3 separate regions of the Homo sapiens genome follow, and all the other regions are linked to region 2. The links are chromatin loops, found by intact Hi-C in ENCODE. Cell type or tissue: MCF 10A. All regions are shown on one strand. Links, peaks and the distances in the headings refer to the core of each region. The heading gives the core; the rest is flanking DNA. Region 1 has its middle 70 kb from the start of MIR5007. Region 2 has its middle 54 kb from the start of LINC00458. Region 3 has its middle 33 kb from the start of LINC00558.

Evidence for each region. Peaks named below come from ENCODE experiments on the same cell type or tissue, not always from the same donor. Only the 100,000 strongest peaks of a DNase experiment are listed, where the experiment ranks them.
Region 1: a loop joins it to region 2, with 31 times the contacts of the local background. A loop is called at or near these places in 3 of 110 quality-filtered maps.
Region 3: a loop joins it to region 2, with 8 times the contacts of the local background. A loop is called at or near these places in 3 of 110 quality-filtered maps.

The regions. Positions count from the first base shown.
Region 1 is chr13:55,239,095-55,249,632 of GRCh38, reverse strand. No RefSeq gene overlaps it. Among named protein-coding and RNA genes, the nearest start is that of MIR5007, 70 kb to the right of the region's middle. In MCF 10A, for the core only: a CTCF peak has its summit at 4,123 (motif pointing right); no DNase peak of the experiment used is centred there.
Region 2 is chr13:54,181,228-54,191,765 of GRCh38, reverse strand. No RefSeq gene overlaps it. Among named protein-coding and RNA genes, the nearest start is that of LINC00458, 54 kb to the right of the region's middle. RefSeq lists an enhancer at 5,385-6,044. In MCF 10A, for the core only: a CTCF peak has its summit at 5,792; no DNase peak of the experiment used is centred there.
Region 3 is chr13:53,776,742-53,787,279 of GRCh38, reverse strand. No RefSeq gene overlaps it. Among named protein-coding and RNA genes, the nearest start is that of LINC00558, 33 kb to the left of the region's middle. RefSeq lists a silencer at 4,452-4,746. In MCF 10A, for the core only: CTCF peaks have their summits at 4,699 (motif pointing left) and 8,028; a DNase peak (open chromatin) is centred at 4,659.

The DNA.
Region 1 (10,538 bases), core at 749-8,748, 1.1 Mb before region 2:
AGGTAATGTGAAGCCTCCACCTTTATTCTTTTTGCTCAGGATTGCTTTAGCTATTTCTGAGTCTTTTGTTGTTTCATATGAACTTTAGAACTTTTTTATTTATGCAAAGAATGTCATTGCTATTTGATAGAGATTGTATTGAATCTGTACATTGCTTCAGACAGTATGGACATTTTAACAACATTGATTCTTCTAACCCATTAACATGGGAAATCTTTACATTTGGGTGCCCTCTAGTTTATTTGATAAATAATTTACAGTTTTTATTGTAAAAGCCTTTTGCTTATCTGGTTACATTTATTCCTAGGTATTTTAATTTTTGGTAGATATTATAAATGAGATTGCTTATTTTATGTCTTTTTCGGAGAAAAAGATGTTTTCTCTGGTAGTATGTTGGCATATAACAATACTGCCTAGTTTTGTATGTTGATTTTGTATCCTTAATATTACCAAATTCATTTATCAGTTCTAATAGTTCTTTTGGTGGAGTCTTTTAAGTTTTTCTAAATATAAGATTATACCATCTGCAAACAAGAACAATTTGATTTCTTCCTTTCTAATTTAGACGCCCTTTATTTTTTTCTCTGTCCAATAGCTCTGTTTAGGACTTCCAGTATTATGTTGAATAAAAGTGGTAAAAGCGGGCCTCTTTGTCTTGTTTCGGATATAGAAGAAAGTGTTTTTGTTCACCTTCAGTATGATGCTATCTGTGGATTTGTCATATATGACCTTTATTGTTTTGAGGTGTGTTCCTTCTATATGTTGAGAGTTTTAATTATGAAGAGATGATAAATTTTATTCAATGATTTTTCAGCATCTACTTAAATAATCTTATGGTTTTTATCCTTGATGTTATTAATATTCATTGATTTGTGTATGTTGAACCATCATTCTGGCATCCCTGAAATGAATCCCAGTTGTTCACAATGAATGATTTTTAAAAAATTTGTTGTTTAATTCAGTTTGCTAGTATTTTGTTAAGGAGTTTTGCATCTATGTTCATCATCAGTAAAACTGGCTGGTGGTTTTGGTGTTGTTGTAGTGTATTCATGTGGTTTTGGTATCAGGCTTCATAGTAGGAGATTGGAAGTATTCTGTCCTCCTCAATTTTTTGGAATAGTTTGAGTAGAATTGGTCTCAGGTTTTCTTTATGTATTTGGTAGTTTTCAGAAATGAAGCCATCAAGTCCTGGGTTTTTCTTTGATGAGAGACTTTTTATTACTGCTTCTATCTCATTACTTGTTATTGGTGTGTGCGGACTTTCTGTTTCTTCATGGTTCAATTTTGGTAAGTTGTGTGTATCTAGAAATTTATCTATTTCTTCTAGGCTTTTCAATATATTGGTATATATTTATTCATAATGGTCTCTAGAAGTATTTTGAATTTCTGTTGTATCAATTGTAATATCTCATTTTTCATCTCAAACTTTGTGTTTTGAGTCTTCTCTTTTTCTCAGTATAACTAAAGGTTTGTCAATTTTGTTTATCTTTTCAAAAAACCCATCATTTTGCTAATCTTTTGTATTATTTTTTAGTGTTAATTTTATTTCTGAACCGGTCATTATTATTTCTTTTCTTATACTAACTTGGGGTTTGGGTTTGTTCTTACTTTTCTAATTCCTTGAGGTGCATGGTTAGGTTGTTTATGTGAAATCTTTTTATCTTTTCGAAGTAGATATTTAGTCTAAAAACTCTCAGTACTGCTTTTTTTGTATCCCATAGATTTTAGTATATTGTATTTTCATTTTCATTTGTTTCAAAAAATTATGTAGTTTTAAAATGTCTTCGTTGACCTATTGGTTGTTCAGGAGCATGTGATTTAAGTTTCGTGCATTTGGACAGTTTTCAGAGTTCTTTTTTAAATTGATTTCTTGTTTTACTCTATTGCAGTCAGAAAAGACACTTGATATAATTTTAACTGTTTTATTTTTATGGAGATTTTTGTTGTTTTTATTTTTGTTCAACATATGGTCTATCTTAGAGTACATTTTATGTGCTAATGAGAATGTTCATTCTGCAGTTGTGAGATGAAATGTTCTGTAAATGTCTATTACATTTATTTGATCTATTGTATGATATTTCTTTGTTGATTTTCTGTCCAAAAGACGGGTCCATGCTAAAAGTAGGTTGTTAAAGTCTACAACTATTACTGTATTTGGGTCTTCTCTTTCCTTGGCTTTAATAATATTTGCTTTATATATCTGAGTGCTCTAGTGTTGGGTGTTTCCATGTTCACACACACTATTATATACCATCTTGTTTAATTTATCTCCTTATATAATGACTTTCTTGTCTCTATAGTATTTGACTTCAAATCTATTTTATCTAATACAAGCATAGCTATTCCTGCTTTTTAGAAAATTTCCATTTGCATAAAATATATTTTTCCTTCCCTTCATTTAAGTCTATGTGTGTCTATATAAATGAAATGAGTTTACTGTAGGCATCATATAATTGAATCTTTCTTTTAAAATCAGTTAAGGTCCTCTATGCCTTTTAATTGAATAATTTATCCCATTTACAATCAAGATTAATATTAATAGGTAAGGACTTACTAATGACATTTTGCTGTTTGTTTTCTGGTTGTTTTGTAACTCCTTCTTTCTGTGTGTGTGTGTGTGTGTGTGTGTGTGTGTGTTCTTTGTAGGTGATTTCTAGGTGATTTTCTCTGGAAGGATGTTTTAATATATATTTTTTATTTTTTGTGTATCTCCTACAGAATTTTGCTTCATGGCTTCCATGAGACTTGCAAAAAAATCTTCTAAGCAATTATTTTAAACTGACGACAGCTTAACTCTGATTACAAAGAAAATTAAAGAACAACAAGCAGGCAAAGAGAAAATTAAAAAAAAAAAAAACCTCTACACTTTAACTTCATGTCCCCTACATTTTTACCTTTTTTGTTTTCCCTCTTCATATATTTTATGTTGTCTCTCTATTAACAACTTGTTATTATTATTTTTGATAGGTTTGTCTTTTAGTCTTCATACTAAGGATACCAGTGGTTTATACATCACAAATACAATATTTGAGCATTCTGAATTTGTCTGTTTACTTACTTTTACCTGTGAGTTTAAACCTTCAGCATTTCTTGTAGGACAGAGCTGTTGTTGATAAAAAGTCTCAGCTTTTGTTTGTCTGGAAAAGCCTTTATATCACCTCCATATTTGGTGAGAAACTTTGCTGCATACAGTATTCTTGGTTGAATAGGTTTTTGGTTTTGTTTTGTTTGTTTGTTTGTTTTTTCCTTCAGCACTTTAAGTACATCATCTCACTCTCAACTGGCCTGTAAAGTTTCCACACAAGTCTCCTTCCAGATATATCAGAGCTTTTTTATTTGTTATTAGCTTCTTTCTTCTTGGTGGTTTTAGGATCCTTTCTTTGTTTTTGACTGTTGAGAGTTTGATTATCATATACCTTGGGGCAGTTTTATGTAGGTGGAATTTTCTTTGTGTTCTTTGACTTTCTTGTACCTAGGTATTTATATATTTCTCTGTTTGAAAAGTTCTGTTATTATTTATATGAATACATCTTTTTTAAGATCAATAACACTTAAATTTTCCCTTTTGAGGCTATTTTCTAAATCCTGTAAGCATATTTTAAAAAATTAATTTCTTTTTTCTCCTCTAGCTGTATAATTTAAAATAGCCTATGAGCTTACTAATTCTTTCTTCTGCTTGATCAATTCTGCTGTTGAGACACTGATGCATTTTATAGTTTATCAATTAAATTTTTTAACTCCAGAATTTCCTGTTTTTCAAAAATTATTTCAAACTCTTTAAGTTTTTCTGATAGAATTTTGAATTTTTTCCTTGTGAGATCTTGAAATTCATCTAGCTTCCTCAAAACGGCTATTTTGAATTCCTTATCTCAGATGTCACATATCATTGCTACTCTAGGATTGGTCACTGTTGCCTTATTTAGTCCGTTTGGTGAGATCGTATTTCCTGGAACCTCTTGATGTTTGTAAATTTTCATTAATATCAGGGCATTACAGAGATAGGTGTTTATTTCAATCTTCGTAGTCTGGTCTTGTTTTAACCCACCCTGGAGAAAGGCAGTTCCCCAAATCCTAAGGGAATTGAATTTTAAGTTCCCTAAGCCTGTGGTCACTGCAGCTGTTTCAACACTGGGGGGCACTCTAAGTCAAGGTACGTTGTGACTCTTGCTGACGCTCAGATACACAGCTATGGTAAATTTGGGGAAAATAAGAGCAAATTTCATGGTTCCCAGGTAAAATCCCTCATTCTCTTCCAGTTCTTTCCCCCTAGGATAAGAAATTTTTCTTCTGGCTAGGCTGCCTGGAGTTGGGACAGGGCTGATGTGGCTCCCAGAGTTGGCACGGCACTGGCTCACCCACAAAGCTGAGAACCTCCCTGACCAACATAGTACCAGGCAGGATTCACCCAAGACCTGTGGCTGCTACTGCCTGGCTTTTGCTAATGTTTATTCAAGGTCCAAGGCTACTTTAGTCAGCAGGTGGTGAATCCTGTTAGGACTCTGTTACACCAGGGCAGCAGATTCCTTTCTGGCATGGTGTGGGCCTAGAATTCCCATTGGGGAGCAGAGGTCTAAAACTGGAGGCCTCAGGATTCTTCCTGGTTCTTTATTTTTCTGTCTGAGCTGGTATCTGGTTGCAAGACAAAGTCCATTGTACTCTTCCCTCTCCTTTCCCCAGATAGAAGTTTCTTTGCACCCTGTACTTCTTGGAATTGGGGGAGGGGTGATGCATGCAATTCCATAGCTACCACAGCTGGTGTTATGCTGGCCTGTACCCCGTGTCCACATGTCCAAGTCTTGCCCAAGGACTGCAGTCCCTATGGCCTGATTACCGTTCACATTTATTTAGGGCCCAGGACACTTTAGTTAGGTGGTAGTGAAATGGGCCAAGACTCAGGTTTCTTCTGCCAGAGAAGACAATTCTCCTCTGGTGCAGGGCCAGTCTAAATGCTCCTTCCATGAGCACCAGCAGAATTCTGTCCAGTACTGTATTCTACTGTGACAAGGCAACACTTAGTTTTAATGCAATATTCCACAATCACTTTGCTGTCCCTCTCCTAAAGGCACAGATTCTCTGCTGTGGCTGCACTGCCTGGGGATGAGAGAGGGGTGGTGTAGGCACTGTTGAAATTGTCCTTCCTATAATCTTCATTGTGTCTTTCCTTGTTACAATGCTAAAACCAGGTACTGTGATCCCTTAGCTTAATTTTTGTTTTTTATGAAGATGTTTTCTTTTTACATGATAGGTGTTTATTAATTTGGTGTTTCTGTAGGGGGAACAATTACTGAAGGGTTCTATTTGACCATCTTGCTCCACCTCCCAAATTTATTCTGTTCACCCTACATCTCAAGCATAAACCCTTCCAAGATAGGTTATGGTTTTGTGATGATTTTGTTTTATTGTCTAGTTCTTGTTATTTTTATTTCTAATTGAACATTTGAAAATTAAATTTTCTAATATTAACATTTCTATAATTTGCAAGTGTAAACTTGATGTCTTCTAACAGCTGGGTGTGATATTTCAAACTCTAACATTTGTGTATAAATATATATAGATAAATGTCTGAGTTTTTAAATAGTTCAGTCAAAATTTTTATCACCTCTTTCTCTACTTATGAAAATAAGATTCTCTCTTTGATGCCTCTTCTTCCTTTTTAAGATATTTTCTGATCCTCATAGAACAGTTATTTTTAATTCTCGTTTTCTCTCCCACTCTGTGTTTGTTGCCAAATTTACCAATTAATTCAGTGTTTCTGTGACTGATACTGTTAACTGGACCTTGAAATTTTTAAGAGTAGGAACCATGTGGTTTTTGCCTTTGTGTCATACAAAATGCTTACTATAATGTCTTGCACATCATTCATTTACAACATTTTGTTAAATGGTTTAATGTTCTTAGCTCTTACAGACTTGGGTAGCACTGAGATCTTGAATAAAAATATAAAAATCTTAATTATATATGTATATGATGGAAAATTTGGAGAAAGTGAGTTTCATCTTAAATGTATTTTCTAGAGTTCAAAATTTGAAATATCATTTCAATTTTACTAAGAAATGATGAACCATAATTGACCACATTATATCACAAATAATGCAATGGTCTTACAGGCTTGTCATTTCAATAATGGGGGATATCAAATTGCTCTTATATAAACTTATTTTGGTGTAAAATTTTACTTCACACAAACTCATACATTTAAAAAATATTTTGTTAGAAAATGACTCTGTAAAGACTGTCAACAAAAACTACAACATATCATTTTTGCCCCCATAAAACTACTGAAATAGCTAAAGCAGCTAATAAGAATAATGAGTGAAACAATTCCAAATATTGGGATTCTAATTGCAGGATGCCTCTTGAAAAACACTGGCCAGGTGGGGAGCAATAAATGATAGATGGTTCTTTTGAGTATAGTTACCACGAAGCATCTGGCCATTTAAAACTTGGGCATTTAATTTCATTTCATTATACATAGTGAAAATACTTCTATTTTACAATATGTTTGAAATTATATATATTCTTTTATAAAATGGCAGACTATTTTTCTAAGATAAAAGTATGTTAAATTTTAAAAGTGTCATGTTTATTATTTTGCTTCATTGTAAGGATTAGTATATATTAATAAACTCATACAAATACTTTCAAATATTCTCTTTTACACATAAGGAGAAATTGCACTTGAAGGTTTTTTTTTTTTCATTTGATGAATAAATTTAGCCATTAGAGTCTCTAGTCTTATTGTCTTTAAATATATGTGTCAAAGCTGGAAATTTAGCATAAACCTGAAGCCTTAATAGTTGTTCTTTTACAAAGTTCTATTACCAGTTATGGAACACTGACATTTGAAATATTTTGGTAATGCCAGAAGCACCACTATCATTAAAAGTACCCTAAAAGAAACAAGGATAACTTTCTTTATTGACCCAAAGCTTTTCAGAAATCATTTTTCTAACAAAACTTTGTATACATTATTGTGTCAAATACAATATTTAATGCACTAATAAGTTGAAGAAACAAAATATAATTAGGTTTAACATAAATGTCATTAAAAGCACTAGAAAGTTTTATATGACAAAGAATTTAGTATATTTCATTGATTTTCAAATACTTTATTTATATCCACAAAGACACCATTGTTTCAAACAGTTTAAAAACTTGCTTTAAAATTGTACTGCATGATAATGAATTATATATCACCTAAGGATCTCTCCCAATACTTTTTAGAAATATCTATTTTTGGACTAATGCTAATGTTACTTACATAAAATAACTGTATTAGTCTTTGAAGTTAGCTTTATGTAATTTTTATTGTATATATTCAAATAAAATATGTTTTGTAGGAATAAAATTGTTCACTATTAAAGCTTTTCAGGGAAATGTTATAGAAACTTTTGCCTCAATTTTCAAGGAAAGTATTTCAAAGTCAGTTGCTTAAGAAATGAAAATATAATTTAAATGAATATTTAGAATGCATTTTTCTACCTCATTGAGGATAATATATTTTTATTTTTATTAAATGCTTATAACATTTTATTAAATGCTTATATTTGAAAATCAATGAAATATACTAAATGCTTTGTCATATAAAACTTTCTAGTGCTTTTAATGACATTTACGTAAACCTAGTTATATTTTGTTTCTTCAGCTTATTAGTGCATTAAATATTGTATTTGACACAATAATGTATACAAAGTTTTGTTAGAAAAATGATTTCTGAAAAGCTTTTTTTAGGTCAATAAAGAAAGTTATCCTTGTTTCTTTTAGGGTACTTTTAATGATAGTGGTGCTTCTGGCATTGCCAAAATATTTCAAATGTCAGTGTTCCATAACTGGTAATAGAACTTTGTAAAATAACAACTATTAAGGCTTCAGGTTTATGCTAAATTTCCAGCTTTGACACATATATTTAAAGACAATAAGACTAGAGACTCTAATGGCTAAATTTATTCATCAAATGAAAAAAAAAACCTTCAAGTGCAATTTCTCCTTATGTGTAAAAGAGAATATTTGAAAGTCTTTGTATGAGTTTATTAATATATACTAATCCTTACAATGAAGCAAAAAAAATTCTATAGGTCATTTTTAATTTAACAATTTATAATTAAATTTGAAAATTTATTAAGATGTCACTTAAAAGTACCAAGTTATAAACTACCAAAAGAATATCAAGGATATAAAAATACATATATGCTATTTATGTTTCTTTTTATTAGAGAAATCTAATTGGTTATACAATTCAAAATAGCCTGAAATTAAGAAATGAAAGAATTAAAGTATAATTCTTAACATAAAATGCACCTTCTCAAAAACTACTCATGGATGCAAGGCCTGATTGTAAACATTCTACTTTCTAAATTTAGTTAAGATAAATTTAGCTATGTTTCTCTCCTCTTAAATTTATTAGCTTCTGCTGTTAAATAAATCATTTTTGTACAGGTAGCTGTTATTCCTTATGAATATACGCATTGATGTGTAAAGAATGTATTGAATGAGCAATTGTGTGGGATACAGGGGCACAAATACTTGACAAAGATGCAGACTTAGTTTTACTACATGGAGCAGATTTACAGAATTACCACTAATATGAGATAAATTATCTAAATGTTATAAGGAATAAACAAAAAATGTGATAATCAAAGGAATGTGTGAATTTTGACAGAGTAGAGAAAATTAGAGGAGCATTCACAGATGTGGCATTTGAGTTGACCTTTGAATGATGACTCTGTTGAAAGTAAACAGCAGGAGAAGAGCATTGGAGCACCAAGAATAACATGAGTGAGTGATAAGTGAGAGGACATTGTGGCTAAGTAAGATGGTGAGGTAGTGGAAAATGAGACGATATATTGGTACCTCATTTTGTTAGGGTTTTTAAGATCAAAGAATTGGCCTACAAAATATATTTTAATGAGGAGTTCCCAAATAATTTTGAGCAAGAAAAATGTAAAAAGAAAAGATGAGCAGATCTATTTTAATAAGAATCAGCTCTAGTGTGAAGGGTTTGTGAGTAAAATATTAGGAACAGAAAGATCAATCATTGGTTTTATCAGTTTGCTATATGCATTAACTTTTAAGAAGCATAGTCTGAATCTCTTTGATGTATTTGTATTTCTACTTTAGAAGGCAACCCACATATACACAAACTCGCATACAAATACACACAATTTAGGAAGGAAGGCGTTCTTTGGTCTCTGTATATATTTCATGTCATTCATTTAGTGATTGAGTCAATGAAGGATATATAACTCATTTTTTTTACTAGTTTTATGAACTACAACTTAGGTTGTAAAACTTGGTCATTCTCAATGACATCTGTTTTAGTGCTTTTAAAAAAAAATCTCTTAATCATTTCTCTAGTGAAATAAAGATGTAAATTAGGAAGAAGAGTATTTAATTCAGAAGCAGCTGTATTTCTTCACATTATTCACAGATGGGATGCAAACAGCAACAGGACATACTAATCTGTAGTTTGGTGAGGAAGTCATATACATTTTTAAATTCTCTCAGTATTTTCTAAGATTGGCATCAGAATTTCTTTTTAAAATCAATCATCTTGATTGTCAAAAAAACAAATTTAACAATCTATTTTTTGTTCAAAAATGTATCAATTTAAATAGATATGTTATATCATTTCAATGTCATTAATTTTAAAGAAAATATTTTATTTTATTTTATTTTATTGGGTATTAAACACGGAGCTTATTTAACTGTCATCAAGCCATTTTACTAATTCCAAATTGGGATAATGGTAATTGTAGACTGTTCATTCCATTTTTTTCCTGAAGTAGATCTCAGCACAACACCTAACTTGGTTGCAGTCTTGTTAACCATCCCTCTTCCTTTACTCATACCAGTTTTCACCTGAAATGTTAATTATCTCAGAATGAGAAATTTAGTCATAAAAAATATTTGACAAATTGTGACAGCAGTAGACTTACTATACTTTGTGGTTTTTCTCCTCCCTCTCTTTTTCTCCACTTTTATTGCTTTTTCTTGCTCATGGGTTGTACTCTCTTCCTAGTATTTTAGGTTTTCTTGGCTACTCCTTTTCCTTTGTTCCTGTAATGACTTTTGTCAGCTTACACACACACACACACACGCATGCACGCACACACACACCATTTTGTCCAAGGTAAATTGGACTTTATTAAATACAATAAGGTTGTATGGAAGGTAATTCGTCTGTAATTTGAGCTCAGCTTTGATTTAATTTTGAAGTATTTCGCAAATGCATGCTGATTTGTAAAGAAAATGCCAAAAGGTACCATAAGCTAACACCTGATATGTATCAAATACACTATAATTTACCAATTAATTTAATATTTAATATAAATAACAAAAGGTATTTATTTCAAAAGAAAATAATAGAATTAGTTTGTCTAAAACTCAAAGAGATTTTGGCAACTGTATTTAATAAGATCTTTCTATTAAAAAATCTAATAAGTAAATATTTTTAAAGTAAACACTAAATAAACCCTCAAATAGATTAAAGCTTTTTAATACTTAACAGCTACTAAAATCTGGTGATGACATTGCAAGGT
Region 2 (10,538 bases), core at 1,583-9,582:
ATAGATAGATAGATAGATAGACAGATAATAGATAGATGTCCATATATTTTGAGGGGGGATAATGCTTGGTTCCATGGTAAGTCTTTGTTCAATATATACATGGTTTTGTATATTATATATATAGAGAGAGACATAGATATATTTGTATGCTTTTTAAAGCACACAAAACATCTAGATAGACAGATACAATGATTTATGAATTACATTGATAGATTTCCTAATGTTGAATTACTCAACCATCTATTAAATAAACCTGCATTGTTTTGCATTTTGTTTTCATTGTCATTTTTTCCCTCAGATATCTTCTGTTATCTTCTATCCCTCAAAACCTCCTTCTGAGGTTTCACAATGATTTATCTTGGTGTAGGTCTTTTTCTTTCTCCTGCTGGATACTCTGTGGATTCTCTTAATCTGGCACTCAAGTTCTTCAAGTCAAAGAAACTATTGAATTGCTCCTTTTATGATTGCTCCCACAAATTTTTGCTTTTTTCTCTTTCTGAAATGCAAAATATTTCAGATTCTTGCTCATAGCTGGATCCATTTTTTTCTTTTCTCTAATATTGCTAATCACTTTTTGAGCTACTTTAATCCTTCTGTTAAATATATATCTTACATATGTATCTGTATGTGTAAAATTTTCACTTTTCTGTTTTTTTAAAAAATGCAGAGCTCTTCTTATTCTTTGCACATTTTTATTTAATAAACATCTGGTATTTTATTGATGTTACTTCATCTCATATTGCTCTGAGTATATTACATTTTGATGATGTTTAGGCTTTGTCTAAGCCTCTGAACTATAATTTTAGAACCCTTCTTCAAGTGCCTGGAGATACTTGACTGCTTGAATGAAACATGAAGATATTGGTTGTGTATTCCCCTGTAACATGATAGAGTTGCTGTTCAGTTTTTCTTTGGGTAAATTTGAATTTTGTGTGCGTGTATAAATTTATTGTGGTGCAATATTTTGGTCTTTCATTTGTGAATATCAATGATCTGTATGCTGTCTCTCATTCTTGATCTTATATATCTATTAGTTTGCTATATTATCTTCTATCTGCTTGTCCTTGGGGGACTGTCTCAGTTTTTGGTTCCCATAACTGGCTATATATTCTTCATCAAAAACCGTGCTCATTGTTACAAATAATGCAATCTTAAATTCTGCTACTTGTTTTCATTTTCCTCAAAAGCCTTTTCTAAAATTTTATTCATTCATTTTTTGATGTTTTTCCATTGCTTAAGGAAAAAATCCTCAGTTTGTCTTAGTTTCTTCCTTAAATTCAGGGAGGGCTCATCTTCCTCAGCTCTTTTGAAAATGGCGAGTATTTATTCTTACCGATGCAATATTACTATTGCTTCTATCATTACTTTCTTCTGTTTCTGCCATAATTTTATGGGTTCTTCTTTCATATCTTCTGGTTTTTCTTTTCAATCACCCAATTTTCTATAATCTGTCATACATTCATAGTGTTGCTCTTGCTCGTCTATCCTCAGTCTTGAAAAACATGTTTTATGCTGACATAATATTTGTGAGAAAAAAACTGAACAAGTGATTTTCCTTCATCCCAATTTTTGGTCTCTGGTTGGGGAGTTTAAAACTTCTCAAATCTATAGCGTATAGAACTGATTGATATTTATACCTCCCAACACAATCCCGGGGCCTCATAAGCAGAGAATTTCTAAAGTGAATTATTGTTGTGAGATCCTCTCCACATGGTGCATAGACACACTTGCATAAATACCTTTTGTTCATTCGTTCAACGCAAAATTAGTTACAATTTACTATGCAGAGCAAATGCTTTGCAAGTTTGCCATGCAAGATCCTTTCTTTTCATTCAAAAAGGATGATACATAGGGGTAAACAGGCAGCTACCATGCCATAAGGACTGTAATGATGAGTAAATGCAGGAGGAGGTTGTGCAAATATGTAGAAAGAGCACCTGCCACCAGCTGAGGCTGACGAAGAATGGCTGAGACATTAAGCAGGAATGGAGTTAAACTTCTAAAATGTAAAGTATGAAGGAGAGAAAAGCTTCAGCAAAAAGTTTTGCAGGTGCAAAGTTGTAAAATTAATAGTGAGAGTGAGCATTATGTGGGAAAAAAGTATTTTAACAAATTTGGAACACTGATTGTGAGATATTTTTGCCTGTGAGGTAAGATTGGAGAGATAAGCAATTAATTGACCACAAAGGACATTGTAGGCAATGTTAAAGGGGGTTATTATCTGCAGAGCAATACTGAGACATTGATAATTTAATCAGGGAAGTGATGTGATAAACTGCATTTTATAAAGATCTTTCTGACTTCAGAGTGGAGAATTGTTTGGAAATGAGTAAGAATAGAGACTGGGAGATCAATTAAAGAGCTATTACCATAGAAGAGTGATAAAGTTTCCTGTGAAGGGAGGTGAAATGAGAATGAAGAGATGTGACTAGATTTGTCAGAAATTTAGGAGCTAGAATTTACTAGATCTGGTAATTGATCCGATGGTGTGAAAGTGAATGAGAGAGGTCAATGATTATAGTCTTTGGCTAGATCAACAGGGTCACTGATAATGTTACTTCTTTCAGAAATATTTAAAATAAAAAAATTTGGTTTAGTTAGTGCGTGTGTTATAAAAAAGGATGGGGGAACAGATTACATGAAAAAGAATGAATATAAAATTATTACATGAAATATAGCATCAATCAATATATCAATGAATTTCAACTACAGTATTATTTCAGCAAATCAACTTAACCATGGGGAAATCAAATCTCACTATAAAAAGGTTGTGTTTGTTTTCTTCTTCAATATTATCTTCTCTTTTTTCCCTACTGTTAAGGAGATTTGGAGAAGAGACACATAGAACATCATATTCTTTACTCTTAAAGGAGGCTTTTGATTTTTTTGCATATAGTAGATCAGTAGACCATCTGGCAATATTTTAAAATTCAAGTGATATTTAATGGTATTTCCATTGCGACAAGATAATCATAGAATGCCAGAAATTAGGGATATGAATCTGGAGAGATTAAGTATCAGAGCCATATTTTGACCAAAGTCTCCATGTTTTTGGCCTTAGGTGTCAATAGGACTAACATATTCTATTTCTAGCTTTTTCATATGTATGTGACCACCTAACTGTCTATCCACATCCCTATCCTTCTTCTTATCTTATGATGGGTTTTGTTTGATCATCTATGTGTGATTGAACAAATCCTATCTTCCTGGTTTTCATTGTCTAGTTTCCTCTGTGGTCACATCTGAAGGGGCCTTGGATTATGCCAATGTTTACTACACTGTTTCGTTTTAATGCAGTTTGGGGAACCCAACTATTTCTTTGTTTTAGTGTCAAATTGTCTAAGACATTTTGGAAGTAAGTTTATGGATTTCTTTCACAAAGAAATTCACTCAAACTCTGAGTAGATTTCTAACTCACTTGTTTCTAGTCAATTCCATGTGCCAATAAATGAACTGAAATTATTTTCTAGACATAATGCTAAGCCAAATTTACTTTTTTATGCCCTACTTTCCTCAAATTAGTGGTCAGTTATGAATTTCAGGCTACCAAAAGTAAAAGGGGAGGAATTCACGTGTGTAATCTGATTTTTGCCACAGTCTCAGTCATTTTGTTCTCATGAGAAACTTTATCTGGTCCTTGTCTCCGGACGCTTTTTAAAATCCTATCACTTTCTTTTGGGCATGCAGGTTTCCTATAATTTGTAGCTCCAGATTTTGGGTTCTCTACATTTATTTCACTTCTGCTTGCAAAGTGGCCATTTTTTTTCTCAATTCCTTTCTTTCTTGTAATATTTTGCAAAAAGCAAAAGGAATGCCAACACACTGACTACTTCCAATCATTCCCCCAGGAATCAAGCTCAGTAGTTACTTGATCTGCCTTCTAAGTATCATAGTTAACAGTTGTTTCACCAAAAGTCTTGCATCCCATGGGTCTCCATCTTTCAAGTCTCTGATAGTTTCCTTTTCATCTGCTCCGTGACCAATAAACCAATGCCATACAATTTTCTTTGGCAGTTCCTTCTTTTCTTTCCTTTCCTTTTATTTTCCTTGTCTTTTCTTTTCTTTTTTTCTTTTCTTTTCTTCTCTTCCCTTCTCTTCTCTTCTGTTTTCTCTTTCCTTCCTTCCTTCCTTTCTTCCTTCTTCCTTTCCTTTCTCTTTCCCTTCCTCTCTTCCTCTTTTTCTCTCTTTCTTTCTTTCTTTCTTTTTCTTTCTTTCCTTGTCTCATGCTATTGACTAGGCTGGAGTTCAGGTTCACAAATGTGGCTCACTGCAGCCTTAACATACTGGGCTGAAGCAATAATCTCACCTTAGCCTCCCAGGTAGCTAGGACAACAGGTGTATACCACAATGTTCAGCTAATTTTTCTAATTTTTTTGTAGAGGCAGAGTCTCACCATGTTAGTGGTAGAAGGTATCTGAGTTATTGGTGATGAATCCATATGGGTCTGAAGCAACCTCAATTCTTGCCTCCTCAAAAGAAATAATTTGATTGAGGGGAATAAGGCAAAAAAAGAGACAGAGGCATGTTTCAGAACAGGTGTCCAAGTTTATTAACAAAAAGTTTTACAGCAGGAAAAAAAGAAAAAGTACACTTGAAAGAGACCCAAGTGGGCGACTTGAAGGACAAGTACCCCATTTATCTTTGATCCTAGGACTTTATATGCTGGCCCACTTCCCATATCTTGTGCCTTTTCCCTTTATTCTTCCCTAAGGGTGAGCTCCCCACATGCACAGTGCCCTCCTTACATTTGGTAGGTGAGCATGCACAGTGTGTTTAGGAAGTTGTACATATACCCATCTGAGGCTTTCCTCCCTTTTTCTGGGCCCTCAGCAGGTCATACTCTGTCATTTTATCTCTTAATGCATATGACTGCGCTCACTTGCCCAATTCCTGAGATTTTATTGGAAACTGATTACCAATTTCAAGTGTTTTTATGTGTTTGGCAAACTGCCTCTTCCTGGCGCCTGCAATCAATTATCACTTTAGTGTGACAACTGTGTACCGTCAGGAATTGCCTCTCCCTGGTGCAGGCTGCCAATTATCATTTTTAGAGAGGCAGTGTGATAACTGGTGAACCATCACCTGATGGTTGCCTGTCATTCCTGGTGGGGGCTGGAGGGGCAGGGATTCCTTTTCTGCTCTGCTCATGCCTAACTACCTGTAACAACCATGTTGCCCAGGCTGGTCTCAAACTCCTGGACTCAAGCATTCTTCCTGTCTTGGCTCCCCAAAGTGCTGAGATTAGAGTCATGAGCCACCACACCCAGTCTATTATTTTAAATAATAACAGCTGTTTAAAAATATGAACCCCAACTTTAATTGTTATTGTACCATAGACTTTATTTCTCATTCATACGAAGTTTGCAACAGACTTTCCCGATTGGCTCCATATTCCTCCCAAAATGGTGAACACGAATTCAGGTTTGTTCAATCTTTTGAGTTTGCCATTTTCAATTTGTGGCTTTTAAGGTCACCATTGGTATTTGTCTGAAGCCTGGGGAATAGGGAAAGAGTATGGAGAATTCAAGGTAGGAAGATTTTATCTGCCCAACATGGTAATAGTCCATATCAAGTCAGTTTAGATTTTGTTGGCTAGAACTCAGTTATATGGCCACACTTACCTACAAAGATGGCTGGGAAATGTGGATTGATATGTTCCCATGAAGAAGAGAAAATGGGTTTGGTGAGCAATTAGCCAGCCTCCACTGTGCTAAATACCATTGTAACCCACCTCACATTCCACTCCACCTCCTTTATATTAAGAGAATTGGAGCTTCTGTGTCACCAAAATGGATAATTGCCGCCCCTCTGTGGTTCTTTGAGGCCATAACCATTTCTGGTCAGACCATTCTGGGGAAATTAAGTAGAAATTGGATCTTCAGTTTCTGACACCTCAGTAAGGCAACCAAGACCTTTTCAGCTATAACAGCAAGAAGGCAGACACACACAAACTTGTCCTAAAGTTTAGCTCTTCCAATTGCAGTAGGAAGTTCTCTAAGACTTAGTTCGGGCAGAGACAAAAGCAGAATTAAAGCAACTAAAAGCAGATGTGAGCTTTCTGTAAGTCAAAGCAAAATTCTGACTTAGTAAGAGAATTGATAATGCATGCAAAGTAGCAAGGAGGGTCAGACACAGACATGCCAAATGGCACAAGACAAGTTGTCCTGACATGGATTTTAGGATTAGAGGCATTTTAAGTTTAATCCAGCAACCTGGGGCTTCCTAATCAACCCACTCAATCTTCCTGGGAGGCCTCTGATCTACAGGGTTCGGAAAATTATCAGAGAACTATTACAGTACAACAACAAAGCAGACAAGAGAGAAGTGGCTAGTTACTTAAACTTTTCAGCAGGTCTTTATTCAGGAAAAAAGAAGGAATATAAATTCAACCCAGTTTTGTCTGCTGCTCCAGCTCTGAGAACCATCCTGCTTACTAAGAACAAGCTTCCTGATGGCAGTTTGGCCAGGAGGGGACGATCTGCTTTCCTGATTAAGTATCTCTGCTGAAGCATTACTGCTTTCAGTGATGACTGTCCTTTTTAAAAATGACTATGTTTTTGAGTCTCACCTTCCCTCAGGTAAGTAAGATCATCCAGTTTGTGGGGTTGAAAACAGCTGTTAGAATTTTTGTTTTATACACATTCCCTTTCAGCCACTACTGAATAACAGACAGTATGTGGGAATAAAAGACAATCAAGTTTATGCCTATTATCTAAATATCATGTAAATATTTCTAATAAGTTGAATTGATCCTCTCAATCAAAAATTGAAAAATTAACTTTACCTTAGATGTCATCAGTTTCAGTGTAATTGACGATTGGTTATCTTTACACCTATGCCAATGAAATATTTTATGGTATTGCCTCTTTAACAGATTTAAAACATCCTGGAGCCTGGATGTGAAGTCAAATGTATCCAATTTTAAAAGACTGGGCTGGAGGCTATTTGGTTATTCTTGCTGTTAAGTTTCTCTTCTGATTACTGCTTAGTCATTCCAATTGTTCGCTTCGCAATTAATCATAATGACGGGCTAAAAGATCAAATCAACAAGCTTTGGCCAAACTGGGTGTATTGAGAAGATTTGGCTCTGCCTAACTTTGTTCTGAGGACAACTCTTACAGCACTACTTACCTAGGAGATGCTCAATAAATATTTGATGTTGATAATGTTGATGGCCATAATTGCAAAAGTAGGAAGATAATAAACAGAAATCAAATTTTCAGTTAGGCTCACATACCAGTCTGCCTTTTAAAACAGGAATACAATTCCTCTTGCCTCTGAAATTTGCTTTCACCCCCAAAGTCAAGATGCCACAGAATTAGCATAGCCATCAACACTATTCAGCACTTACTCTCAAAATGATTTTAGATGTATTTGTAAGTTAAAATGAATTTCAAACATGCTGAGCAATGTGATCTGTCATATTAGTCTAGATGTCAGGTGCCTAGACTTTCTCTGTGAGAAACTATTTACTCGCTTTTGCTCAAGAACTCATAAGGAACATAAGTGGGAGACAATTGTTATTTAAATTAGTGAATTATAACTATAGTGAACTTCTTTTTAATGAAAACACCTACACCAATTAGTTCATATTTTGTATCAAAGTGATTATTTCCCAACCTCATTTTCTCTAATCAAATCACTGTTTGTTACGGAAATATGGCAAGCTGTCAAATGAGTGGAATGTCTTTTTCTAATCCTGACTTATTAGTATAATTTTTCCCTTCAAGAGAGGCAGCAAAAATATCCACGGGAACTATAATTGGCTATGGAATGAGACAGTCGCCTCTGGCAATTGAGGTGAAGTAGGTTGGCTGCTGAATTGTAAAGATCCCATTTTTCGTTGTTAGCTCTTGTCCCTCCTTCGTACCCCATCCACATGGGCGAGTTTAATCAGCAATTCTGTAGTAGGAAGCTCCATGGCACTCTGAACTTGTATTTGAGCTCAGTTTTCTACTGATTAAACATGGGAGCTTGGAAAATGACTTCACTCTTGTAGGCATTAGTTTTCTCACCTGCAAATCAAGGATAATATCACCTTCTTGGTTGAAGTGTGTAAAAAGAATTAAATATAGTGCATATTGTGTGCCTAGCATGAAGTACTAAATAATGGCAGAAATTATTACTATAGTTTGAGAAATAACAATTTAGCTAATGTGAATGGCATGGCAAAAGAACCCCGCCCTCTTTCCCGACCCTTCTTCCCAGGGCATGATCATGGCTATTCCATGGTCAACATATTAAATGTCAATTTTAATCCCAGAGTAAAATTTCATAGCCAACTTGCAACTCTAGAAAATGGAGATTGATAATGGAAGTGCTGACAAATCTTTTGATGTTTTCAGGAATGTAATGGGCTTCTTAAGAAACTGGAGTTGCAAGGTAAGCTGTTTACTTTTTTTTTTTCTTCTGCTAAGAAGGCAATTATGCAGTCCTGTTGGACAAGTTTATAATATGATTAAACAGTCAACATTAAATCAAATGGTGATCGAATCCCCAAGAGGCAGTTTACCTTCACAGTACTTTTGAGATACTGAATTGTATTTTCAAATGTCTTTGCACTGAACTATGAAGAAGGAATTGCTAATGTTTTTAAGGTAAGGCAGTTAAAATGGGTGGATGGAAGGATGACCTTTTTAAAAATGTTTTTCTAATTTTAATATTTACTAACTGAGAAACATTTTCTCTATTGGCATTTTAAAAATTCTTCACAATAACTGAATAACTGGTCCAGACAATCCACTGAATATTTGCTCATGTCAATTTGCATCAGATTTACATATGATACACTGCAAAGCAATTTGTGTTAACACATGTAATAACAAAGAATACACTTTAAATCTGTGTAATAATTCAATTAGCAATTTATTTCTAATTTAGTAGACATTAGTATTTTTATAAACACCAAATATATTAAACATATTGTAAAGGAAGTTTCTGTATATCAGCCTTAAAAGATAAAATTATGGTAAGCAAATCAGTTTGTAAATAATATGATTTTTATATTTGATAGGGGGGAATGATTTATTTACTGCCACTGTGTCTGCATGAAATAAAAATCTACCACCTTCTCTCTTCTGGTATGCATTAAAATAAATAGCAACTTACTTTTCAGTGAAGAGTATTTTTAAAAATATAAGAGAAAATACATTCTAATCAAAAAACAGATCTACTCAAACAGTATAAAAATGATATGGAATTAGAAAGGCCACATATCCTCCTTAATCCTCAATTTAACTAGTTTAAATTGGAGGAAAATAAAGATTAAATATAACACAACAGGGGACACTTCAAGTTGTACATATATGTTCAAAATTCTGATTATGATGAGACCTTTGTGTTTTTAAAAACAAAATAACCTTACGAAGGATAAAAGAATTTTTCTTTAATAAGCAACATAAAGTAGTGTTTGAAAACATGAAGTACTAAATTGCTTGGGTTAAAATATCTACTGTTTCTCAACTAGCTTTATGACTTTGGGAAAGTTACTAAACTCTGGGCCTTGGTTTTCCTCTCTGTGAAATGGGAAGTTAATAATACCTCATAGGTTGCAGAGTAAAGGGAACACATATACACTGCTCATGGGAATATAAATTAGTCAAGCCACTGTGAAAAAAGGTTTGTAGATTTGTCAAAAACTTAAAACAGAATTACTTTTTGACCCAGCAATTCCACTACTGGTTATATACCTAAAGGAATATAAATCATTCTACCATAAAGACACATGCACATGCATGTTCACTGCATCTCTATTCACAATAGCAAAAACATGGAATCAACTTAGATGCCCATCAATGGTAGGCTGGATAAAGAAAATGTGGTGGCCAGGCGCGGTGGCTCATGCCTGTAATCCCAGCACTTTGGGAGGCCGAGGCGGGCTGATCACGAGGTCAGGAGATCAAGACCATCCTGGCCAACATGGTGAAACCCTGTTTCTACTAAAAATACAAAAATTAGCTGGGCGTGGTGGTATGCGCCTGTAGTCCCAGCTACTTGGGAGGCCGAGGCAGGAGAATGGCTTGAACCCGGGAGGCGGAGGTTGCAGTGAGCCGAGATTGCACTACTGCACTCCAGGCTGGTGACAGAGTGAGATTCCATCTCAAGAGAAAAAAAAAAAAAAGTGGTACATATACACCATGGAATACTACCTAGCCATGAAAAAGAATGACATCATGTCCTTAGTGGCAACATGGATGGAATTAGAGGCCATTATTCTAAGTGAATTAATGCAGGAGCAGAAAAACAAATACCACATGTTCTCACTTAAAAGTGGGAGCTAAACAATGAGTACACAGGGACATAAAGAAGGAAACAATAGATACCCAGGGCTACTTGTGGGCAGAGGGTGGGAGGAGGGTGAGGATTAAAAAACTACCCACCGGGTAATATGCTCATTAATTGGGTGACAAAACCCCATGACATACAGAGTTTTCCCATGTAACAAGCCTGCACATGTACCCCCTGAACCTAAAATAAAAGTTGAAAAGAAAAAAAAAACCTCATAAATTCATTTTGAGGATTGAAAGAGGCTTCAAACT
Region 3 (10,538 bases), core at 1,528-9,527, 400 kb after region 2:
TTATTCCTTCTGGTATTTCTACAGTTTGGAAAACTGCGTGGCATTTATGAGGTATTTAATGAGTTAAATAATGGGCTACAATAAATGTTTGAGGTGATGGATATCACTAGATTTGATCATTACATACTCTATGCTTGTATCACAATATTACACAATATTATGTACGTATCATAAATACGTACAACTATTACATATTCATAAGAATTAAAAATAAAACTTTTAAAGGTAATATTTTGCTTTTGTGGGTTTTCCATTCAGAAAAAAAAAAGGCCATGAACCCTCTTTTTAATCATGGTTGGCCTTCTATACACATGGGTTCCACATTCATGGATTCAACTAACTACAGATTGAAAAAAAAATTACATAAAGTTCCAAAAAGCAAAACTTAAATTTTTCCTGGGCTGAGAGTTATGTTGAATTCATTAGAATGAAGTGATGTTTGAGCCCTGTATTACACATTATACATAATCTAGAAATGATTCAAAGTATATAGGAGGATATGTGTAGGTTATATGCAAATATCATGCCATTTTACATAAGGTATTTGAATACCCATGGATTTTGCTACCCGTGAGGGTCAGGGGACCAATCCCCCATAGATACTGAGAGGGAAGACTGTATTTTAAATATGATGGCATGATAGACTTGCTTTACATAGTTTCAGAATCAAATCAAAGGCCTGTGAGTGGAAGCTCTTTGGAGGCTATATTGGAATAAACATGAGGAAGCACTGTCAATATTCAGAAACTACCAATAACTGGAAAGGAGCCTGTCACTGGATGTATTTAAGCAGAAAATTAATACAAATCTGGTGGCAATGTTACACAGGAAAATCCAAAATCAGATTAGTTTGTACTAGGCAGACTTAATTTTTGTTAATCCTTTTCTATTTTCCACTCTTGTAGCAAGTGTAAAATTATTTTTCCTTTCTTTTCTTTTTTTTTTTTTTGTGTGTGTGAGTTTTGTTTTTTGAGATGGAGTCTTGCTCTGTCGCCCAGGCTGGAGTGCAGTGGCTCAGTCTTGGCTCACTGCAACCTCCGACTCCTGGGTTCAAGCGATTCTCCTGCCTCACCCTACTGAGTAGCTGGGATTATAGGCGTCTGCCACCATGCCCAGCTAATTTTTGTATTTTAAGTAGAGATGGGGTTTCACCATGTTGGCCAGGCTGGTCTCAAACTCCTGACCTCAGATGATCCACCCATCTCGGTCTCCCAAAGTGCTGGGATTACAGGCGTGAGCCACCATGTCTGGCCTCCTGTTTTATTCTTCACTGAGTAATGAACCTGTTTTAAGTTGACAGAGAAGAACATAAGGAGAGCAGTCACTTGGATATGGCAGTGTCCATTGCTGATTTTTTCTGCTTCACACTTTACTTCCTTAGTCCATGTATTCAGATTCCAACCAACCATTGTGTGTGTGTCCTTGGCTCACGTTCCCGGCTTCTTGTGATCTAAAACCTTAGCTTGGATCCAGCTCTACAGATCATTAGACTGGATTAATGTTCCCTGCTTATATTTTGAACTTCCAGGCCATCATCTCTTGCTTATCTTCAGCTTTCGCTTCCTTCCTCTTCTTTACCACGTTTTCTGATTTGACAACACAACCACCTGCCACTGTCTTCCCTATTTCCTCCACACCATCCTGATCCCTGCCTCAAGCCACTTTATCCCTGTTGCTCAAGACCCAGTATGCTAGAATCCAATGTTTTTTTGGCAGCTAACACTGTGAAAAAAGATTTAGCTATGTTCACCCGGATTGTGGAACAGGGAGAGGCTGGGGTATCAATTAGGGAATTGGCTCAATTTTAGAAAGGATAAAAGGAGTGGCAGCACTGCTTTCTACCACCACAGTTACAAATGTGTATTTTTCCAGTTTTTGGTCAAGCAACCATGGAAGAGAGAGGCAAATTAGCTTTGATTTTTTTTTAATTGTTAAAGAAATTCTTCAACTGTAAGAATTTGCATGTACCTGCTGATATAGTTTGGATATGTGTCCTCACCCAAATCTCATGTTGAATTGTAATCCCCAGTATTGGAGGTAGGGCCTGGTGGGAGGTAATTGGATCATGGGGGTGGATTTCTCATGAATGGTTTAGCACCTTCCCCTTGGTGCCGTCCCTGTGATAGTGACTTCTTGCTAGATCTGGCAGTTTAGAAGTGTGGTACCTCTCTCTCTCTCTGGCTCCTGCCTTTGCTGTGTGATATGCCTATTCCCACTTCGTCTTCTGCCATGACTGTAAGCTTCCTAGAGGCCTCCCCAGAAGCAGATGCCAGTGTGATTCTTCCTGTACAGCCTGCAGAATCATGAGCCTACTAAACCTCTTTTCTTGTAAATTACCCATTCTCAGGTACTTCTTTATAGCCATGCAAGAATGTCCTAATACACCTGCCAAAAGGTTTCACTCAGAGAATCAAAACGCTGCCATCTGAACTCAGAATGCACAACAACCCATGTCGAGGACAGAAATCGTTGTATAACAATCACCTAGATTATGGGTCAGACAGGTGGGGCCGAGAGATGACAGCAGTGGAAGTGGCCCCTCATCACCCTGTGGTTGCAGGGTTACACACAAATGTAATTAAGGGCCTGGCTGGTGTGCTTCTGGTCTCAAGGTTAATTAACCACAGGAAAATGACACCTTCAGGTGTCCCTTTTCAAAACAGCTCTCACAGGAAGAAACATGACTTTAAACTGACAGCACTGACATTGCCAGAGAGTGTCGTTGAAATCAGCAGAGGTGAAAACAAAGACTGACATAGGTTACTGCACTGCTGACAGGGTGGAAAAAGGACACATCCTTCCTTCCTTTGGTAGAAATAACACTTAAACTGAGAAAAACTCACCCATGATGCCCCACTGTTGAGTGGGAGCATCACCCATGATTAACTGCACATGGAAAGCTCTATCCTCCATCCTGCTCCCTCCACTCGATCCCCCTCAAGGCTGGCATTACTGAGCCCCACGTGCTGACCCCAACACAGCCACTCCACACTCCCAGGACTCTCCGACTCATTTCAGACAGAGTCAGCATAATGGGGTGACTAAAACCCCTAACTCCCAGTAGATACCGAGACCTAACTTCAAGCTCCTTTCCTTCCTGAAGGTTTATTTTTTTCCCATTTAAGACCTTTCTTAAATTTTGCATCTTTTCTGTATTCCAATTATCAAGCTATATCCAGATGGATCTTGCATGTCCATATGACCTGGAAGAGGCACATTTAGTGAGAAAGAAAGAAGCTTTCTGGTTCTCAACACTGAAAATCCTTCAGTTTTTTGGCAGGTGTACTTGCCTGCCTGTGCAACTGAGCCTGTACTACCTGCTAAGGTGTGCAGTGAGGGGGGCAGAAAGAGGACTTTTTCTAGGGTGACTGGCACCCAAGCAGCCAGCACAGGACCCCTCTCAGGTTTCTCTGAGCACTGAGTACAGTGTGTTTGTGCTCTGCTCCCTCTCCAACCAAATCCCCTCTGCTATCAATTTGTAAACAACTCAGCTCTGCCTGCATAATATGTGAGCAGGCAATGCCAGCGCCACACTGTGCCCTTCCCTGTTCCCGGCCAAGTGCACCTGCTGCCCAGGGCTCTGGCTGCTGCTGCTGCTACTGCAGTTATTATGCTCTGCCATCGCCGGCCCTGCAGCTCGCTGGGCTGGCGGCACATCTTCAGCATGGGGAGGAATGTTTATTAGTTTTAATTGGTGGACACGGCTGGACAGTGACATTTGGGGAGTATTGCATGTCATTCATCCTGCACCAGGTGCCGGCTGCGATGGCAGATGTAGGTGGGTCAACTTAGAATACAACCTACGGATTATTGCCTTTCCAGAAGAAGGCAGCTGCTGTGCCTCTCCCCTACCTATGGGAGCACACACTTTTTCCTTTCTTTTTATACCTCTTGTGCTTTCCTAAGTGGAGAGGTTTTATTTATTCTGAAATACAATGGTTGGTCTGATTAAAAAAAAAAATCCCCTCTCCACAACTCATAAAATATACTCTATAAATGCAAGTACCTTTCTTTGTGCTTGACCAAAGAATCGCCCTGACTTTACTGTTAATATTCCATATGTTGCAAAAACTCATATATTCTGGGTGACGGCCTGGATATCAACTTAGCAAATATTTCTATATACAAATACAATGTTTTGCTTTCAAATTCTACTCCTACTTAACTCTGTATCTAACCTCTCACTGTTAAGAATCCTCAAGCTGTATGCTTTTCAATCTAACAAATTTAGCATTTCCATGTTTAGCTGCTCTTTGACTTTATGTTGCTTTATTGCTCCTCTTCCTACAAGGTTCAGGCAACGATGCCCATAGCAGAGTCAGGTGGAAACATTAGAAATCCTTCCAAGCAGCAATGGATATGTGAGTTGCCAGCTGTCTCCCTTGGACGCACTAGTCCTGGACAATGGCACAGAAACACACATACAAAGCCTAACCTCAGGAAACGGTCATTTTTTTCAGGATTCCTTCCTCTACTTCAGCCCATCAGCAAAGCATTGGTTTCACCAGACCATCGGAAGCCGAGAACTTGGCTTAAAGTTGTTGCTTTATGCTTTAATGATGGTGGTGTGTCTCATATATAGCTTCTGCTTGTTTATACATTTATATCAGCCTCAGCTGCTGCGGGAATGAGCTGAGTGCTTAGTGGAAGTTTCGAAAGCGCAGCACCAGAAACTAAAACTCTTCTGCCACCTAGCGGTAAAGTAAAAGCTGCAATCATTGGAAAATGTTAAAACGTCTGTAGGACTTGGGATATCAACTTGTTAAACTTTGGCTTCACATTAAAAGGACACAATATAAACATATACCCCATGTCCTCAAAAATAGTAATTAAAAGTGACCTAAAAGTAATGTTTTAATGAAGCCAGACCTCTAAACAGTAAACTACTAAAGACAATGTCCTGTGCTGATAAATAATTGCAGCGCTCTGAATTGCTGATTTACAAAACAAAGTGACCCAAGAAAATAAAATCGCTATATTCAATTTCATTTCCAGATTATCACAGTTTATTTTTCTTCTTTAACCATCGGTTTTTAGCTGTACACTATTCAAAAGTGGAGGGCGAGCTTGGAGTGTGTTTGTGAGTGAAATGAAGGTTATTTGCTTTGAAAAACCTACAGCTCATGTTATAGCGTAGAGTATGCACAGCCACAGAAGGTGGCGCTTGCCCTGAAACATGAGGAAAGAGGGAAAGAAAGTTCAGGATCTGTGAAACTCACACGTAACAGTAGAATTACTGAATCCTGTCTTTATTTGATTTTAAATGATGACACAAAATAAATACTGTAAAATAAAGCAACAAATTATTAAAACACTTCCAAATTGCTGCTGAATGGGTCGATGCCATTGTTTTGACACAAGTAAATGTGAGGTCTAACGAAATCGCTCTATACATGATGGGAAGTTGATGTGTCTTCACAAAACAACAGGGTTTGAGGAAAGATGAGTACCTGGAAGCATCTTAGGAAAACACTCTGAGTAGCAGATGGCATGGTTTCTTATGGATGCTTAGCATTCAACGGAGAGAGAGATTTAGATAATGCTAACAGTGTAGAAATTGCAGAATCAAGTATCTTCCCTCTAAAAACGTAAAATAAGAAAACAAAACCTATGCATAATTTAAGGATGCCCCAGGACAGTTTTAAATTATGCAATCCACATATCCATGCTTAATGTATTCCTTGCGTACTTCATGACACTGATCACCACCCCCTCCAACACACACACACACGCACACACATACACACACTTTATTTCTGAAAAGAGTTAAAGAAGCAAGTCTGTATCTACTATGTAACATTCATTTCTAAAGCAAATATACCGGTGAGCAGGGAGGCACGAAGGCATTTGCTAACTAAATGCTTCTTTTATCAACTCAGTGGTCTTCTCTGTTCTGAAAGCTTCTCAAACGTGTATAATGGCATTAAAAGCACTTTCAATAAAGTTCATTACCTTAGTGGTCCTTCCCATCTTCATGTGAAATTAACTGTATCTCCTATATGTACATCTACTTAAAGGAGTAATTTAATGGCAATAACATCTATATCTAAGAGGGTTATGTTTCCCTTGGACCCGCTTCACTCTTAGAAACCTCTTTATGCTGTTTAGAATAAAAACCAGAAATGCTGTTTTCCTTCTGTTTTAGGCAAATAATGAAGAAAGTAACAAAAGAGGAAAATCAAATGATTTTAAAAGCCATAATCCTAGAAAATAGTAATGCCATAATACTTTAAAATGAATACTCAATGGAGGAGGAAGATAAATAGAATACAGTTATGCTTGATTCTCATTAAATATTCTCTAAAACATTTATTTAATCTTTCATCTTATGCTGTCTTCTCATCTTCTCATTTTTGCCCCTCTAAACACACATACACACAGAGAATCTTGGCCCATCTCTTTATTTTGACAAATCAGTGTTGCCTCCCTATTTTCACACACTTTTTCCAGGTTTGTATTCTTACCCCATGGTAGAAGGGGCTGTATCATAAACATTAATTACCCTTCCTTTAATGAGCAGAGCCTGGATTTTTTTTTTAACACTTGAATCAGGAAAGACTGACCTTCTGCTCAGCTCCACTACTAAATTTCATTTTGCCTAATTATTATATTATATTAAGGGGTGGGTATATGGCCCAGGTCATCTCAGTATAATAGGAGGTATGCAGAAGAAGGGGGTTGGTGGGGGACAGTCAGGACTCTGGATTCCTAAGACTAAACACCAGGAATAGAACAACTTCTTTATTGTTTTCATAGATTTAGGGGGTAAAAGTGCAGTTTTGTCACATAGATATATTGTATAGTAGTGAAGTCTGAGCTTTTAGTGTACCCATTACCCAAACAGTGAACATTGTACCCAATAGGTAATTTTTCAACCCTCATTTCCCTCCCACCCTCCTATGTTTTGGAGTCTCAAATGTCCATTTTTTCACTATATGTCCATGTGTACCCATTTAGATATATCTTTTGAAGTTGTCCCAGTGATCTTAGATCTCTGAAGGAAAGCAGTCTTTAGGATAACTGTAGAAGATGCAGGGACTTTGAGTCTGTGATGAGATTGAACCCTGGAGATAAGCTATCCCAGAGCCTCTGACCTTCAAATAAAAGTGAACCAGGATTTTAGTATTCTTCGTCCAAATGGGTCTAACTTATTCCTTTGCCCAAAGACATGCAGCTGAGGAGACTAAAGATAAATCTAGAATTCATTCTCTTCCAATACTGGCTGATTCTAAAACTTTTACCTTTTCTACGATACTCCCTGAAATTATACTAACTGTATATTGTTCTATCCCACTCATATGCATTTATAGAATTCTATAGATTTTACTTCCTAAATCTCTTAAATTGATCTTTTCCAGTCTATTCTGCACTCACGATTTTAGTTCAGGCCCTCATAATTTTTCTCTTGGACTACTGTCACAGCCTCACGACTCCTCTAAAATGAAGTTTTTACTTTGCCTGTGTATGACCTGTGTGTGTAAATTTCACATACAATAAGTCTTGTCCATGCTTAAAGGCATTCCAAAATTTCCTCTATGTTCAGGTCCAAAGCAAAACTGTTTTATGGGGTAAACAGGCATTTTCTGCTTCAAAATCTAGCGCTTTTTTTTATCCTTCTCATCTTTATCCTCTATCATCCAGCCATACCGAAATAATGATATATCTATTTTTTTTATCTTGACTCTAGGACTTTGAACTTCCTGTAATGTTTTTCTGCATCAATCAACCCCAACTCTCGTTCAGCTTGGTACTTTGCAGTCAGGTATCTGAGAAGCCATGTCTCTCATTATAACTTCTGTTTAAGTGTTCATCCTTCTTCTTGCTTTCATATCACATTTTACTTACCTCTTACATAGTCCTAAGCACAATGCCTTGTCATTTATTTTTATTTTTAATTTTTTCTACTAGTATATGAGCTATTTGGGGGTACGGAACATAACTTTACCAACCCTTCATGCCGTACCTGGTATAGAAAAGGTTCTCATTAAATGCTTTTTGATAAATGGGTTTCCAACTTTAAAAATACAAATTCTAAAAGTCACAGAAATAGTTAGTGGTGCAAATGCTAGTAGAATTGAAATCTCTTGATTCTCAGTCCTGTTATCTTTCTAGTACAAATGTACTCTATACTCTTTCCAGCTTAGTTTACTCTGAACTCTAGTGGTTAAAACTCAGAACTGTCATTTAAGACAAATAGCTTCTTCTAAGGGCTTTACCAGAGACTTATAGTTAGAATTGCCCAAGGCAAATCTTTTAACCTTCCTATCATCCTCATTCTTATTTACAAAATAGCGCCACTAGTATTGCTCATTTCTTTTTGCTAAGAAATGATTAATGTAAGGGCCAGTGAAACCAATATCCATTGAAATGATTAAAGACAAGGCCAGGACTCAAAAACAGTATCCTCATGCTTTCTTTGTTTGTTTGTTTGCTAATGCCCTTCTGTGTATTTATTGAACACAAGAAATTCAACTACAACTCCAAATATATTTTCCCATCTTCAGTATCTAAGAAAGTAGTATGAAATAAAAGAACTGCAAAGCATCACCTATGCATATGCACATACCTTTCTATGCTGCAAAATGGAATTCAACATATTTATATTTCAATGTGTTTATGTATCAGGCAATAAGCCTTTGACCTTGCAGAATGTTATCTTTTGATGTATTTAATCAATTCTCTATGTGTACACTGAAATGCTGTGCCTTTTGAGTCTACCCAGTATGTAACAGTATAAATACTATGATTCTATTAAAAAATCATAATGAAAATGAAGTGAAATCCGAGTTTTCTTTCAATTGTGAATATTTCAAGAAAGATCAGTTATGTTTCCATATGAATAAAAACAGTATCTTCTATGCATAATTATTTCCCATCATCCTCAGTTCTCTCCGAACATGTTACTTATCAGGGAGGCTTTCCCAAACCATCCTATTTAAAATGTCAGTTCTATCTCTATCCCCAAAACATACACCCCGATCCTATCTTACTTCTTGGATTTAGCACCTTCCCTGCTGCTTTATCCTTCCCATATCTCAACACTAGATGACAACCCACTTATTTTGTTTATTGAGTAACTGGCTCTCTTTCCACAAAAGTGCAAATCTCATGAGGGCAGAGGATTTTTTTGTTGTTTTATTTTTTGTGTTTTTTTTAAATGCTGGTTTACTGGTGTCTAGAACTGCATCTAGCAAGTGGGAGGTACTCAGTTAATATGTGTCCAAATAACAAGTATCTAACACATTATAGATCATTTCAATGTGGAAATTTCTTCCAAAAAAAAGGACATTTGTTTCCTATGATCTCTGACCTACTTTTCTTGACATTATTTTTTTTTAAACATATCATGGCTGAAATATGTCTAGTGCCTTCAATTATCATTCTCTGAATGGTTGTTGCATCTTCAGTAATTTTCATTAAATGTTGTTGAAGGTTCGCTAGTGATAAGGGTTTCAATCATGATCTCCTAATATCATTGCATTATTCAGAAATCTTCTCAAGTGTGTCCTTTGGAGCCTACAGTCTCTGATGCTGCATCTCATGCATGGGAATACATGGTTGATGAAAGGCTAAAAGAAAATTAATGGTTTCACATTTTATCTCACGGCTTCTTAAAAAATTGTATTCATCCTCTGAGATAGAAAACATGATGATATAAATGAAAAGAATAGAATGTTCTCATGGCTTATAAAGTGCTCTCCCAAGCCCGTGCTAATGCTGTATGTGACTGGCAGCCTGTGTGCCTCTACAGGAAGATAACAGAGGAAAACCTGTTTCTAAGACAACAGCATTTTCTTTTATGTTTTATGCTGTAATAATAGTTCTGATCACTTTGAAGATCACCTAGAGTTTTGCAGGGAATAAAACATTGTAAATTAAAACAAGCGTATCTTCAAAGGACCAAAGTAAACAGAAATAATTTTTTTTGTTGATTGAAAGTAAGTGTTGCAATAATTTATAGTAATTTATATTGAGCTATCAGGACAAAAGGCAAAACTAAAATATTTAAAGATAAACTACACTTTAATTAAAGAAGTGGCCTTTGATGAAAATACATACTCATTTTGAAAGATTGCTTTTCCTGATAATATCAGAAAATAGCAGATTGTCATACATGAATTCCACACATTAATTTACCATCCATCTCAATAGCTTATGAGTTTACTTCATCTTGATTGTGTCCCAGTTTTCTTTATTAAAGTGAGAGAATAATAATGCTGATATATTTGAATAAAATAAAAATATATGGGTTTAAAAGAGCTATGAATCTTTTCTGTAAAAATTATTTCAGGAAATAATAGAATTAGCATCATAAATAATTTGCCACTCATTCCAAAAAATTACTCTATACTGACTTAGCACTGAGTTCTCCTACTCCATATAAACGTTTAAATCTTCAATCTATTAATTATATCTCAATTTTCTAAATGTTATTATAAAACATGTGTTATTGAAAATTATTTCAAGTTTTTTTCTTGTATCAAAAAGAATACATATTTGGGTTAAAGGATTTTTTAATGAAAGAATTACCTTATTTC